Linked DNA regions of Homo sapiens: region 2 is linked to region 1. A link is an interaction called in ENCODE POLR2A ChIA-PET data of the cell type or tissue named here. Cell type or tissue: MCF 10A. All regions are shown on one strand. Each heading gives the region's core, and the rest is flanking DNA. Links, peaks and the distances in the headings are about the cores only. Region 1 has its middle 190 kb from the start of LINC02914. Region 2 has its middle 120 kb from the start of LINC02914.

Region 1 (8,331 bases), core at 269-8,268:
GACAGCCCCTCCGTAATAGCTACAGCCGAAACCCAACCAAGTGCCAGGCACGATGCTCAGCGCTTCACATGGGTCCACCCATCCAATCCCCAAGACTACCCATCGGGGAACCATCATTAGATCCTTGTCACCGAGGAGGAAACTGAGACTCAGAATGGCAAAGTGGCTCGCTCAGAGTCACCAGTTAGTAAAAGGAAGGTTCAGGCTGTAAGTGCTGGTCCCTGTCTCCAAAGCTCATGCCCTTCACCCTTATGACACCTCTTCCCAGGCACAAAGTGGGAGCTATGGGTCCCTGTCCAACTGCCTGACTCCCTCTTATTCTTTAAGCATCAATCACCTCCTGCAGGAAGCCCTCCTGACCTTCCCCAAGGCTGGGGTGGGTGCTTCTGCTTTGTAGGTATGGCATACACACTTATGAAAAAATCTCTGCTCCCTGCACCACCACCCCCCAACCTACGCCCCAACACACACACACAGACTGTGCAATCCTCCCAGGCCTTCCCCGCAGCCACCACTCTGCATCACACTGGCACTGCTGAGAAAATCCTACAGGCTACATTAAAAGACGGAGGTGCTAGGGCTGCCACAATGAGCAGAAGATAACAAACACCTGACTCAAGGGACCCGGGGTTTCATGGAAGAGCTCTTTGAGCAGGGCTTCATGGGTCAAGGTGGGTTTAAACAGATCTGGGTGAGGGAGATCCCAGCAGGCAGGCCCGTGTGAAGGTGGGAGGAGGAGGAGCGCCTCCAGGCAGGGGTCAAAACTCTGTCCCTCCTTCTCAGTCTATCTTCCTTCTCCTAATCCGTACATCAGAGGTCACAGGCTGGAAGTCCAGTTTTGCTTGACCAGCTCAGCACTTTAGATTTTTTTTAGATGCATGGCCAACATTTAGTCATTGGGAATTTCAAATTAAAATCTGGATTTCTGGGGTCTGGTGGGAGGTGTTTACATCATCAGAGGGAATCCCTTATGAACAGATTCGTGTTCTCACTTGGGAGTAAGTGAGTTCTCACGCTGACAGTGCCCAGCAGAATTGGTTGTTACAAAGAGCCTGGCACCATCTCCGAGCCTTGTGTCCCCTGTCTCCATGGGAGCGATGCACACAGCAGCTCCCCTTTGCTTTTTGCCACGAGTGGAAGCAGCCTGAGGTCCTCACCAGATGCCCAATCTTGAACTTTTCCAACGTCAGAACCGTGAGCCACATAAACCTTTTTTCTTTATAAATTATTCAATCTCAGGTATTCCTTTATAGCAACACAAAACAGACTAAGACACTCCCACCTAAGGGGACCTTCCGTCACCAACCATCAGGGCACCAGTAATGTCACCTGGCCGGCCACAGGCATTGGTGACCCCTGCCTGGCTCTGAAGGCATTTAGATTAACCCAATCCCAAACCACCTCTGATGGGAAGCCCTGGCTCCTTCAACTGGACTTCCCGCTGGCACAGAAAGGTTTCTGCCTGGAATACACTACACTTTTATACAGTCACATATTTTCTCCCCAAACACAACCACGCCCACTCTCCCTTGGGGCCAGGCAGGTCCACACTTGAATTCTAACCCACATGGAATCAGAGTGTGTCTCACAGCCCTCTGAGCCTCAGTTGTCACTCCAACTGTGACATAGGTCACCTTGCCATGCTTGGGGTTTAATAATGTTTTTTTATCAGGTACACTTGACAGGGCCACAGTCCCCAAAGGACATTTTGTATTTCCACCCTGGGCCTCATCTCCCTCCCCCAACCCCACTTCTCTTTCTCTCTCTCTTTCTCTCTCTAACTAACTCTAACTCACACACATACACACATACACACACACACACACACACACACACACACACACACACACCACAACTCCCAAACCCAGAAGTATTTGGTTAAGTTGAAACTTGGCACCAGAGTCCTGAGCCTTAAGGCAAACATTTGTTATAGAATTTATGGAAAATCACTTGGCTTCTCTTAGCTGGGTCATGGCAAAAAAAATGCACAGCAACCCCCTCTGTGCCTGTTCTGCACCACACTATGCCCTCCCACCCCCACTGTGCACTTTGGCTAATTAGAGGCTCTTGGAATTTCCCTGGGCTAGAGACAGGAGCTACTCTAGGCACGCAACTCAGCAAACGCCTGGAGAGCTTCAGAGTCGGCTAGTCACCACCCACGGCTGCAGCCCATCCGGGCCATAGACAGCAAAGGGTGCCCAGTATTGTCACCCATATCCTTCCATCGGCTGGTGCTCATCAAAGCTGCCTTGAGTTTTGGGTGGATTCTTTGTGCCATCCTTAGATAGATTTCCCAGGACGAGGGTGCATTGGCAGAACTTGGTGCTGAGGTGCTTGGCATATGCCTGAGAAGCTCATTAATGAGAGAAGTTATCCGTTCACTCATGTATTCACTCACACATAAATTCTTCCATTCATCTATTCATTTGTTTCTTTATTGCAGCTTAGACTATTTTACTCATTTTCTCCCTCACTCATTCATTCATTCAGAGTTTTACTAGTTTATGTATAGATACAGATCCAGATCCAGATATAGATATTGATTGATATAGATTCCCTTGTTCACTTACTCTGTATTAATGCATCCATCATCCACTTGCCCACTCATCTATTTATCCATTCATCCATTCATTTATTTCCCCAGACATTGACTCACATTATTAATGTATTTATTAATGCATTCACCCATCCACTGTCTATTTATCCATCCACTCAATCACTGCATTTATTCATTAACTTGAACACATATTCACTCAAGAATCAGCTCCTCCTCCAGGGAAAGCAAGTAAGAACAATCAAGGCGAGGGTGTCACCTGCTCACACCTGGGTCTCACACAGGAGATGAGCTTCAGACTGCAGTCAGCCCACCTCAGGGAAGAAGTGAGTCACAGCAAGATTGGGAAAGGAGAGGCCAGGTTCTTTAGGGCACCAGGGGAAGAGGGTAATCTGGGCCAGGGCAACCAGGGAGCTCTCCCCTAAGGGCGGTGCTCCCTGAGGCCACGGAAAACTTCCAAAGGCATGTGGGGCAGTGGTGAAGACTGCTCCCTCAGGTGCTGGGTGGGCAACTGGGCCAAGGAAGGGGAATCCCACCCTCGTCTAGCAGCCGCCAACTTCACAAGTAAAGATACGGGCTGCTGGGTGTCCTGGCTAGGGCAGAGGAATATGGAGCTGCAAGATCCTGGACTCCATTCTAGAACGGCCACCAAGGAGTCCTGAGACCTTGGGTGGCTTCCTCAACCTGAGTGAGCCTCACATGGTTCCCTGTCCTGGAGCTGTTTTGAGGACACCGATGGATGAAACCATTGTCCGTGTCCCAGCCGTGAGGCTCCCTGAGGGCCCAGACCCGGGACTGGGCCAGGCTTATTCCCTGCTGTCTATCCAGAGCCTAGAACAGGGCTGGCACACAGTGGATGCCTGGTAAATATTTGTTGAATAAATGAATGATTGAACTGGAAAGGGATTTTTGAAATTATCTCGTCCAGTCATTTTCAAACTCTCTTTTTTTTTTTTTTTTTTTTTGAGTCAGAGTCTCGGTCTGTCACCCAGGCTGGAGTGCCCTGGCGTGATCTAGGCTCACTGCAACCTCCGCCTCCTGGGTTCAAGCAATTCTCCTGCCTCAGCCTCCCGAGTAGCTGGGATTAGAGGCACCCGTCACCACGCCTGGCTAATTTTTGTGTTTTTAGTAAAGACGGGGTTTCACCATGCCCCTTGGCCAGGCTGGTCTCGAACTCCTGACCTCATGATCCGCCCACCTCGGCCTCCCAAAGTGCTGGGATTAGAGGGGTGAGCCACTGCGCCCGGCCATTTTCAAACTTTTAAGGGGCTGCAGGGATCACTAGAGAAAGTTTGGGGCTGTATCCTACTTGACCTAAGTACCTCCATTTTTAACTGTTTACATATTGGGCTTTCCAAATTTCATTTGCAAACTGAAATTCTGCACACAAAAAGTTACAAAAATCAAAATTTTGAAAAATTATGGTCTAATTCTTCCCTTTTAAAGATAAGACACTAACGCCCAGAGAGAGAATACAACGTGCCCAAGATCGCCTAGCAAGCTGCTGATGGGGCCAGAAAGAGGATCCAGACCTCCAGACTCCACATCCAGGGCCCTTCTCACACTGCCCCCATCACCTGGCCTCCCTCTATCCTAATGTTGACTCTGCAGGCTTTCAGGGGCCACCTGCCATCCAGTCCCCCTCCTGTGGGCTTATCAGTGGCTGCCTACAGGACTCTGAGATTCCAGATGGAAACGGAAAGAATGGTAAAAAGGAGGTAATTGGGCCAAGTTGTGGAGGGGGGAGCTGTCTCAGCCAGGTATGCAGCGTCTCCTCAGGTGGAGAATCTGGCTAGAAATTCCGAAGGGGACAAAAGCTAACTCCATATGACCATGGTGTTGGGTTTTGAAACCCTATACGTTTTTTAAATCTATAATTATGTGGTACACACCTAATTAAAATGGACTATAATTGTTGAAATATTTTATTGAAGTCATTTTTTTTTTCCGAACGACAGGTTTAACAGATGATAAAACTTGTCTTGTGGTTAACTTGGGCTGCCAAGATCCCCAGGCACAGTACAGAGGGTGGGGCTGTCCGACAGCGGACAGTCAACTGCATCTGAATGCCAGCATTCTTTGCTAAGCACTCCCTTCTGAAGGCTCCTCTTGGGCCCCATGCCAAGCGCTCAGGACGGAGACAAATAGCCTGGGTGGGTGTTTTGTGCACAAAGATGATTGAGGTTTGCTTTTGCTCGATGGAGAAATCCTTTGAAATTGTGCTCCCGGGGAGCAAGGGCAGCTAAGATCAGAGGGAACTGTTTATTCAAAAGCACAAGGAGAGAACAGTGATCCCTCCCCACTCACAACCCACACCCTCCTCCAAACTCCAAATGACCACGGCGAAACAGGCCTCGACAGCGTCAGGGAGCTGCATCCTCACGTCTTCCAAAGGATGAGATGGATGTTTCTCTACCCGTGCCTCCGACAGGAGTTGCAGTTTACTGACAGTCTACCAGGTGCTCAGTGCTTTGTATGCTTTGTTTCTAGTATTTACTACCCACTTTACAGATGAGGAAACTAAATCATAGATAAAATGAGTGGTTTAAGGTCTCGCGGCAAGGAAATATGGCATAGTCTTAACCCCAGCTCTGCCAAACTCGGAAGCCAATGTTTTTCCACTGCTGTGTTCTGTCTCAAAGGCTGGCTCAAAGCGCGCATCTTCATTATTCAAAAAACGGAATCAGCCTGCGGGAGGGAAGGGCAGGAAAGCATGCCCCAGGAGTTGGGGGTTCCTTTTCATTTGTGTTGTCTGTCTGTCCTCCCTACCCAGCCCTGCCGGCAGCATGGGGGAGGGGGCATATTACAAGATCCAGGGGTACTTCCCAGCCCACACCACCAGCACAGCAAGGGCTAGGCCAGGGAGGCAAGGGAGAAGTTTGCTCCCTTTCCTGCCTGAGAACCAGGGGGTAGTCATTTGACCCCCAGTTCTGAGCTCAGCGAAAGTGAGAGCAGTAAGGTAGGGCCCTAGTTGTGAGCCACGTGCCGTTGTCCAGATTTTGTGATGGCTTTATCCTCTGTGATTGTCCCAACCCAGCTGTTAGGCAGCTATTGTCATCCCTGGGCTACTGGTGACCAACAGGGGCCTAGCGGCTGCAACAGACCTAACCTGACCCAGCTAAAACAAAGCTCCAAAACCACCCTAAAAAACGTATTCTGGGAGTTTCTCCATTTTGCGTTGGTGTTTTTTTGTTCCTGTGCTTTCTTTGTTCTTCCTTTGCCTGTCTGCTCTCCCTCAAGCTTGCCCTTCATTTTTGCCGTCATCATTTTTATTGAGCACCTACTATGTGTGAGACCCTCTGCTAGATGTGCACTGTGGAGGAAACACGCTTCTTGAATTCCAACGCCCACTCTCCCCCGGGGAGTTGCAGCATTCGACTACTCTCTGCTTCCTAAGTGCAGTTTCTGCCTTACAAGTCCGGCCCTCGGGGTTGTTGTGTGGAAGGAGGGGACGATGTTTGTGTAGGGCCTGGCTTAGGGCCTGTGAGCCCCTGCCCCTCCTCCAGCCCCCCACCTGCCCCTTCCTTCCCTTGGGGGAGGGACAGAGCAGGCTTCATGCGGGACTCATTCTGACAGCTGTCCGGGAAGGGGGGTGATTTGTACAAAGCAGCCTGACTGTGTCTAAATCCCTCCCTGGGGCACTGTTTCCAAATTACAGTGTGGCAGGTTTGATCCCTGCCACCCCGCCCCACCTGCCTCCGCAGGACTTTCCTCCATCCTGGGCCCTGTGTGATGGGATGACGAGCCCTTCCATCTGCCCCACCGTCCCTCCCAGTCCTCCTCCCTCACTCCTTCCCCACCTATTGGATCTGTCTGTCCATTTGGCATGGGGTGAAGCAGGCGGTGCCTACCCTTCAGCTCTCAACCCCAGGATAGTGACAGCAGCAAGCAGACAATTACATTCTAGAACCAATTAATTAACTGAATGCTCCCCTGCCAGTTGCTTCATATCACTGTCTTATCAAGTCTGAGAGCACTGTCTCATTAGGCCCATTTAAGAGATGCGGAAATGGCAGGGCAAGCAGATCACCACCCCAGGTGACAAATGGCCTGGATACAGGTGGATGGGATGCCTACTCAGGGCCTCCTGTCCTATTTATAGTAGGAACGGCTGCCTTTTGAATGTGCCCTCTGGCCTCGGACATGCTGCGTACAGGAGCACCGATCCTCAAAGGACCAGTGAGGTAGGTACCACCTGGCTCACCTTACCCATGAGAGAACTGAAGTCAGGGAGGGCACATGATGGGCCAGGAAGCCCTGGCTAAGCACACTGGTAAAATGAGACCTCGTATCTTTGCAGCCCTCTAACTTTCCCTCCCTTTGGAGACGCAGATGAAGGGGAAACCAAGCTGCCTTGGAACTGGGCTGCCCCCATGCACCATGGCCATTTGGAACTGGGTAGTGAGAGGCTGCCCTGTCCATTGTAGAATGTTTAGCAGCATCCTCTGGGAGTAGCAAACTCCCCTCTCCTGGGACAGTTGTGACAACCAAAATGTCTCAACATTGCCAGATGTCCCCTGCGCGTGGGGGGCGGGGGGTAAAATCACTCCTACCCCAGTTGAGAACCATTGCCTCACAGTCTTCAGCTTTTTTTCAAGAAAGTCTATGTTATTTCTCTGAAGGACATCTAGAAATTCAGAATGCACAATGCCCAAAAGGGAAAGAACACGGAGCATGTCACAGCAAACACTGATCCCACATGGCATTATTATTATTAATCACTAACTTGACTACAGTCGGTGGGAATGAATCGCTCTGGGGGGGTGGACAATGGGACTTCAGGACATCACAGTCGGAGTGCCACGGCTGACTCATAGGCGACTTTGGACAAGTCTGTTTGCCCTTTTGGGACTCAGTCTTCCCCTCTCTAACATGGAAAGCCTGAAGGATGTGACTCACAATGACCGTTTTAATCTAGTATTGGCAGATGTCCCAGATTTTGCCACCGTGGGACCAATGTTATCACATAGTACAGAAGCCAATGTCCTCTGGGTTCTGATCACCTGGGTGCAGACTGTGGCTTGAGTACTTACTGGCTGGGTGACCCTAATCAGGTCATGTAACATTGCCATGCATCTGCCTCCTGCTCTGTAAAAACTCTGGGATCATAGCAGTATCTGCCTTATAGAACTGTCATGAGCCTTAACTGAGAGGATATATACAATACAACAGTGTCTGACATTAGTAATAGCCTCGTAAGAATTAGTTATCTTTAGAAACCACAGGACCCTCAGTCCCAACCACAGCCCGGCTGAATCAGATCTCCCAGGGAGATCAGGAACCAAGTATATATGGCTACTGAAGGACGGATTTGGTTTTGCCAGGTGGAGATACAGTGCAGAAGAAATGGAGGGAGCATTCTCTGGCTGATTTTTTTAAATCCTCCACAAATGATTCTGAAGCAGTGAGTTGCTGGCCTGGCACTTAGGAACCACTGTAAGTTATATGAAGCTCTCTGACGTTAGGAATATTCCAATAATGTTTTGAGTGCCACTCTGTATGAAGGCCTGAGTGGTGCAAAGATGGAAAAGGTACTCTCTGTCCTCAGAGAGCCACTGCCTAAACCAGCAAAAACAACTCCTAAGCCACATATATAGTCCAAGTGGGCCTCTGTGTTTCAGGAGCACAAGGAAGCCTGAAACATGTGCTCAGCGATGACAGAGGAGACAGTGATCTGCAGGATTATCAGTAGGGCTGTGCAGGTTATTGACTGCACAGAGGCACCCAGAGAAAGGTCACTCTTCTTTCTAATTCGCATAAAAGCTCCATCGGGCCAG
Region 2 (8,331 bases), core at 167-8,166, 74 kb before region 1:
CATATTTGGAGTCTGAAGAAAAGCCAGGAGCCCAGCATGGGCTAGGTAGAGAGAGCAAGGGGATGGGCCAGAGAAGCAGTGGGAGCATTACCCTAGTGCTGGAAACTGCTAGGTCACTGCAAGGACCTGGGCAATGACTCTGAGAGAGATGAGAAGCCATGTAGAGAATTTGACAAGAGCAGTGACATGATTTTATCTGAGCTTTGGAAGGATTGATATAATGTAATTTAGACCTCAAGACACTTTTCAAAGGGTTATTTGGCTGCTGTGTTTTTAACAGACTTGGGGCAGAGGAGTACAGGTGAGGGCAGAGAAGCCAGTGAGAAGCTACTTGTAAAATACAAAGCATCGTGCAAGGCACAGAGTGGGCATGAGTGCTTAGAGGAGGACGTTATCATGGCCAACCATGGGTTGACGTACTCAACCCAAGCTGGGTGTGGCTAACATGAAGAAGACTGACAGCCGATCTGTTCCATGGCCTCTATATGGTAAAACACAGTTTTCCTTTGCTAAGTGTTTATCGAATAAATGAATAAGTCACCCCCTGTGTAATTCAGTTCTAGTGGGGAGACCAACAGGGCAACAACTGAGATGTCACAGCAGGGCACCAGAGGAGGGGGCAGAGAACTTTTCTGGGGAGACAAGTGAGATGTGAGCAAATGCTTCACAATGGCAGTGAAATTGAGATGGGCCTTGAGGAGTGCATAGGAGTTTTCCAGGCAGATGGGATACCAAAGACACACCACAAAACGGCAGCTCTAGCAAATGTGCAGAGACAAGTGTGTGAAAAGTTTACAAACTCATGAAATTGTTCTGTACCTGGAACATAGTAGGTGCTCAGGACATATTTGTGGCATGAATAAATGGTTGCTATGGGACTAATTGGATGCATGGTTGTGAAGACAGCCCAGGGCCAAGCACAGGTGGGCTGTTCCTAGGAGCACTTTCCTAGGTACTTAAATGGAAATTGATGGGAATATCATGTGTCCTTTAAGCAAATCTGGGGTGAGGGAATAATTGCATTTTTGTCATTGCTGTATTCAAAATGCAAAATTAGGACATGAAACAGAGTAAAAGATATTCACTAGCAACTGTACATTTCTATATCAAGCCCCAGCTTCTCTCCCTGAGTCCTGGGCTCTAATACCCCAGTGCAGTTATCCACTTGGATATTCAATATTTACCACATACAAGGAAAAACTCCTTATCTCCCACTCAGACATGTGCCTCCCCTGCAGTAGTAGATATCCTGGTACTCACAAATATCTGACTCATATCCCCTTCTTGGTGCACAGTTTGTCTCCCGCGACTGGTTCTGGGCAGGGAGCAAAGAACCAAAGTGACATGTGTCTCTTCTCAGCCAGAGCATAGAAGAGGGGCTGTGGGATCTCCATGCTGTCATCCTTTCCACACTGCAGTCACTTACATGGCCACATGCCCTAGAAGGCACAGCTGCCAGATGGTGTCTCTGCACCTGCACTGAATAAAAGCATGAAAACAAATATTTGTTGTATTAAGGTATTGCAACGTGGGGGGTTATTTGTTACTGCAGCACAACCTGTCCCCGCTGATGAATACACCATGTCTTGCACAGTCTTCATTAATAGTGCTGCTCAGTTACTCAGGCCAAAACCTATGATGCCCCTCTTTCGTGTCCCAGCCTGACACACTTTTCTGACCCATCGCTAAGTCCCGGCAGATCTACCTTCAAAGTGTTTCTGGAACTGAGTGTTTATCACTATCTCCATCCCACCCCGCCTGGCAAAGCACCAGCAATGCTCCCTGGGAGGACTGGAGCAGCTCATCCACTGATCCTTCTGCTTCTCCTCTCATCTCCACATAGAAGCAAGAGAGACTTTTTCCAATATTTACTATTTCTAATTTTCCTTGCTTATGGTGACCCACTGTCTTGAGAACAGATCTGAATTCCATACTGTCGCCTGCAAGGTCCTGTGTGCCTTGGCTCCACATTGCTTCTTCAGTCCCATCCATGACAATTAATTACACCCTGTGCTGATTCCTTCCCCTGTCACCCTTGCCTCCTTGATGGCCCTCCCACCTCAAGGTCTTTGCACCAGTTGCTCCTGTTACCTGCAGTGCCCTCTCCACCAGCTCTTCCCACACTTGACAACTTCTCTTCATCTCTTCTCAACTCCTTAAAGAGGTCTTCCTGGTACCCCTTTGCTAAGCCAACCATCCTCTCTCCCCAGTAATGCTACATCATATTTTGTTCTATTATCTTCACAAAACGTACCTCCAATGGAAGCTACCTTTTCTTGTGCTTACTGAATTTTTGACCCTGTGTCTCTATCAGAATATTGTATTCACTAGACCCCCAGCACCTAGGAACAGTCTTGGCATATAGTAATCTCTCCATATATGGTCAATGAATGATTGAACAAATGAATGAATCTACTAGCATAAGCTTAGCTGTTGGTAGAATAAAATGAGACTGCAGCAAACTTCATTGAAAATGATGACTTCTTGGACCTGCCATTGTGTTACGATTCTATTCCCTCATCCAAGATGAAGAAGGATAAGAAAGGAAAGGAGGGAAGGAGAGAGAATAAGAGTGAGAATAAAAAGGCATTGTTCATGATCCTGTTCGGGGTGCCTCTCATGCCTGACAAATAATGAATTAGAGAGAGATCAGAACATCCAAGACCAAAACAGTCATTAACTGCCACTCCCCCCAGACCCCCTCCCAGAACATGCCGGCTGCCAGAAGCCGGCCCAGACAGTCCAGTTAGGAAACAAAAAGATGGAACAGAAAGGCCTCTTTGAGCAGCCTGGTTATTAAGAGCTCTAGACAGGGAGAGAGAGTGTGTGCAGCTTAACTCAAACATTTGTGCTGAAATGTAAAAAACAATTATGACATTCAATTATTCCATTAAGTGAAATTAACCATTCTTCTTGTTCTTTGAAAAGACCAAAAGGAAGCACAGATCTGAATAATTAGGTCAGTGAAGAATTGTGAAGAAAGGATGTCTGGACTTTTATTTTCATTTGAAAGTAGGAGGAGGATTTTGCGTTCGGGCTGTGTGTGTGTGTGTGTGTGTGTGTGTGTGTGTGTGGTGTCCGTTTGCTCTAAGAACGCCTTTGAATTCCCGGGGTGGTCATATGCGAGACTCTGCCCTGGCAGGTATGGCCAAGTCTGGATCAAGGAGTGGCATTCCCACTTTGATGTTGACTGTCACGCTCGGCTGCTTGACGATCTCTTTGGCTGCCTGCAAGTCTGTTGTCCTGGGCGACCAGGTAAACCCGGCTGGGAATGCAGACCCTGCCTCTCAGTCCTCCTTGGCATCCCTTGCAGAGGAGAGATATGTAGGTGGAGACTTTTCTCCTTGTCTTTCAAACTCCCAGGAGGGATCTTCGCCCCTAAGAATCATCTGCTGAGGCTATGTTACCTGGTGGCACATCCGGACGACACATATGCATTTAGCTGTACGCTCACACGTGTGTGTGGACATGCACTCACATACCACACACATGGCTCAACTGTGAAGACAGGGAGTGAGGATGGAGTGCAAAGACAAGGGCCACCACTGAGACCCCTGGTGTGTTAGTGAGCCCGTGACCTCTGTGTCAGTAGCTACAAATAAGGCTGTGCTAATATCCACCTGACCTGGGGTGTAGGCATTAAGGAAGCCACCATATCTGCCCTCCAACCTGCATCTGACTTTCCACAGTGTGGCTTCTCCGAAAAAACATTATTTTATTTTTCATGATGTCATTTGCCTGCAAATATTAAGTATCAATACCATGTGGGTTTTTTTGTTTGTTTGTTTTGTATTTTTTAATCATCTGTTGAGTGGTCCATTGCTCCAAGGATACTTGGGACATCAAGCCTGCTTATCTGTGATAAGGGCCTCTGCAGTTTGTTCTAACAGCCTGCCCTGTGATAGATCCATAAGCGTATAATGTTAAATTATGCTCTGGACATTCCTTTTAAAAAGCTTTTTTTATGATAGTGGTAAAACACACATAACATAACATTTGCCATTTTAGCCATTTTTAAATGTACAGTTCAGTGTCATGAAGTGCATTCACATTCTTAGGAAGCCATCACCACCATCCATCTCCAGAACTTCTTTTTATCTTCCCAAACTAAAACTCTGTCCTCACTGAACCATAACCATCCATTCCATTCCCTCCCCACCCCAGCCCGTGGAAACCACCAAGCTACTTTCTGTTTCTACGAATTTGCCCACTCTAGATGCCTCGGGTAAGTGGAATCAAGCAGAATTTGTCTTTCTCTGGCTGGCTTATTTCACTTAGCACAATGTTTTTAAAGTTTGCCCATGACATAGGATGTATCAGAACTTCTTCCCTCTTTAAAGCTAGATAACATTCCATTATATGTATATACCATATTTTCTTTAGCCATTCATCCATCAATAGACTCTTGGGTTGTTATGGGCTATCGTGAATAATGCTTCTATAAACATGGATGTACAAATATCTGTTGAAGTCCCTGTTTTCAATTCTTTTGAGTATTAAAATGATTTTTCAAGGAGAAAGAAATAAAATATCATTTTCTATTCAGTGTATTCAACTAGTGTGTTATCACAGAAAGTGGATGTTCTTTGCATTCAAATAAAACATGGATTGAAATTTTGGTTGTTAAAAATTAGAAGAATTGTCTATTTAAATAAATTAAATTATTTAACTTCTCCAAGATTTACTTTCTTGACAAGCAAAATGGAAAAGTTCTTTCCAACTCAGAAAGGTAGTTGTGAAAATTGAATTGATGATCAGTTTCAAGACAAAAAAATACCAAGAATAATGGAGGAAGACAAACCAGGGGAACTTTGACTAAGAATCTGCCTAAAGATGGGCCCCTTCCACTCCCACACTCCAGCCCTGGACCTGGGTCCTTCTTGACCTCAACCCTCCGAAGAGCCAAGAACCAAATTCCCAGCTGGTAGGTGGCCCACTCCAGCTTGGGATAGCCCCAGTCACCTCTGAAAGCATTTCTTCCATTTGACCACAAATCGGTGTCCCTGTGGCTTCTACCCACTTGTGATCCCAATCTCTCCTGGTGAGGTTTCAGAAAATAAGTTCATCCTCCTTCCATAGGTGGGCAAAGAAGCCAGGAGAAAGTGAGGGGGTCATAGACAGCAACAGGGGAGATTCCAAGGTTGCATGCAGAAGCAGGCTATGAAGTGACCTGCCAAGTTTGGTGAGGAAACAGAATTTGAGACCCTGTGAGCTGGGTGGACAGGACTCAAGGAAAGAAAGAAATAGGCTGGCAGTGGAGACCTGGGAGGTTAACGCCTGGGCTGGCGGCTGCAAGACAGTCACCCTCCCACATCGTCAGGTACAGGGAGTGGGAAGAGATTCATGGGAATGGGAATGGGTGGACTTTCAGAGCCCAGGGATGGGCAGAGCTGAAGAGCTGATAACTTGAGCCTGGAAAGTTCTAACCATCACACAGTGGGGCCCAGAGAATGTCAATCACAGCAGGTGGAGAGCTTCTCCAGCCTGAAAACAAGTGCTTGATGAGAGGACAGAAGGAGCTGGGAAGTTCCAGGGAGAACCACTCTTGAGTGTTCACAGAAAAAATCTGTGTTTCACCAGAGACCAGTTCACACTAGGCCAATATAAGCAAGTCAGAAAACAGGACCTCTGGAAGGTAGCCAGCCTATCACAGATACATGGAACAGAAGAGGGCCTGAATGCCTATCTAGTGAGGCAGTAATTGCTGGCTAGAAATCTCTACAGGGTGGGCCAGTCTGGTTCTATTGGTAATCTAGTCATTAGTATGCCCATTTTGAAGGTATGTAAAATTAGGCTTAGAGAGGCTGATGGGCCCATGCAAAGTTTTTTAGGACAAAAGAGCTTGTGTTCTTTTCCTCCTTCCCACGCCTTCCTACTGTCTAACATGCAGTATTTGTGACTCAGCAAAAATGTTGTGACAATCAGGAGTAATGCCCAAAATACTTAACATGGGGAAAGCAGACAACCAGGTAATCAGAGAAAATGAGACTGAAGGGCTAAAGCAGGGTCCCAGAGATGCCCTGCAAGGCTGAACATTAGCCCTTCAGTTGCTGGATGGTGGATCCCAGGGAAGAGGCTGGGTGGATAGGGCAGCACTTACGGACCTCAGAGAGTGGCTAGTTACCAACCAATTTTGTTGAGAAGAATTTGGGTATTTTAGCAGCCAATAGAGAGGTGCCTGTGTACATGTCAGCCCTATCATAGAAAAGGTATTAGGTGTACCCTTCAGTGTCAGCTGGGACCCAGCCCCAGACTAATGGTAGTAAAATTCTGAAATCTTATGCCCTCGAAAGCTCCTCCAGTCCTGGGGATTGCAATGACCAGGGAATTGTGGGCAACCCCTGCCTTCTGGGTCACTAGGCTACCAGGGCACTCAGAGCCTTCAGCTGGTCCCCAACCTGGACCAGCCCTCTGGGGCCTGGGCCAGCTCACAGACTCAGAAAGACCTGGGCTAAGCCTCAGGAACCCAGGTGTCCATGCCACATCGGATCCTGACCTGCTAATGTTCAAGGAGGCAGCTTCACGCCTGCAGATGTTCAGAGCTCTGAGAAGAAAATGCGACTGCTTCTCATTCCTGGGCCCAGGTTCTCTCCAGGGAAAGCAACTGTGTGAAGGCTGGGAGAAGTCGGGAGGTGTTAGACCAACCCCAAAGTCAGCAGGACCAGTAAGAAGTTCTCAGCAGGCAATCCTGCAATGCTTAGGGGATAAATGGCTCAGGGACGTGTCAATGGCATTTCCTCTGAAAGAATCACACACACCCACACACAGGCTCACACATGCTCACTCACACTCACACACACACGCTTACTCACAGTCACACGTGCTCACTCGCACTCACACAAACCAGCTCACTCACACCCACATAAACTCATGCTAACACCCGCTCACTCACACGCACAGACCAGCTCACACAGACTCACACATGCTCACTCACACATGCACTCATGCTCACACTTGCTCAGTCGCATTCACACACACACTGGCTCACTCACACCGGCTCACTCACACACTCACACCTGCTCACGTGCACTCACACACAGTTATGCTCACACCCACTCACTCACACTCACGTTCATTCACACCCACACATGCTCATTCCTGCTCACTTGCATACACATACGGTCACACCTGCTCACTCACACACGCCAACTCACTCAAACCCACACACACTCCCACTCACACACACACTCATGCTCACACCCGCTCACTCACACACATGCTCACACACTCACACCCAGTCACACTCAGTCATACACACATTTATCCACACATACACCCACTCGTTCACACTCACCCACACACTCACTTGCTCACTTGCACTCACCCACACACTCACATTCACCCCTACACACTCATGCTCACACCTGCTCACTAACACACACCTGCTCACTCACACCCCCCACACACTCACACACCTGCTCACTCACACTCACCCACATACTTACACTCATACCTGCTCACTTACACTCACCCACACTCGTTTGTTCTCACCCACACAGTCACACTCACATTCACCCACACACACTTATACCTGCTCACTCACGCTCACATACACTCACTAATTCACACTCACCCACACCTCTGCTCACTCACAGTCACCCACACACATTCACACCTGTTCACTCACACTCACCCCCCCAAGACACACACAGGCCACAACTCAGTCATTCACACACATGCACACACCTCACATACACATTCCATTCACACTCACACACAAACACTATATGAATTTCCTATCCCTGCTATAACAAATTACCACAGATTTAGTGACTTAATACAAATATATTGCCTTTCTCTTCTGGGCATTCAAATCCAACATGTGTCCCTCTGGGCTAACATCAAGTGCTAGCAAAGCCGCCCTCCCTCTGGGGGATCCAGTAGAGAAGCCCTTTCTCACCTTTCCAGGCTTCTGGAGGTGGCCCACGTCCCTCAACTCTGGGCCCCTTCCTCCATCTTCGCAGCCAGCAGAGGTAGGGCAGGCCTGCCTCCGGGGGCAGCACTGTGGCCTCCTCCCCCACCTCCTGCTCTCAGTCTTAAGGACCCTTGTGATGACATTGGGCCCACCAGGATCACCCAGGATAGTCTCCATTTTAAGGTCAGCCCTTGGGAAACCTTCATCCCACCCGCAGTCTTCATTCCCCTTTGCCTTGCAGCGTGTGACAGAGCCCTCGGTTCTAGGGATTGGGACGTGGATGTCTTTGAGAGGCCATCACTCTGCCAATCACACACACACACACACACACACCGCACTCACTTCACACACACACTGCACTCACTCACATACACCTTTTTGAAAAATTAAAAGCAAAGACTTGGATGATTCTACTT

Evidence for each region. Peaks named below come from ENCODE experiments on the same cell type or tissue, not always from the same donor. Only the 100,000 strongest peaks of a DNase experiment are listed, where the experiment ranks them.
Region 2: POLR2A ChIA-PET joins it to region 1 with 5 read pairs; 2 of 35 experiments call an interaction of 5 or more read pairs at or near these places.

The regions. Positions count from the first base shown.
Region 1 is chr14:98,902,032-98,910,362 of GRCh38, forward strand. No RefSeq gene overlaps it. Among named protein-coding and RNA genes, the nearest start is that of LINC02914, 190 kb to the left of the region's middle. RefSeq lists an enhancer at 2,580-3,080. In MCF 10A, for the core only: no CTCF peak of the experiment used is centred there; DNase peaks (open chromatin) are centred at 1,520, 2,880, 4,660, 7,470 and 1 weaker place.
Region 2 is chr14:98,828,412-98,836,742 of GRCh38, forward strand. No RefSeq gene overlaps it. Among named protein-coding and RNA genes, the nearest start is that of LINC02914, 120 kb to the left of the region's middle. In MCF 10A, for the core only: no CTCF peak of the experiment used is centred there; no DNase peak of the experiment used is centred there.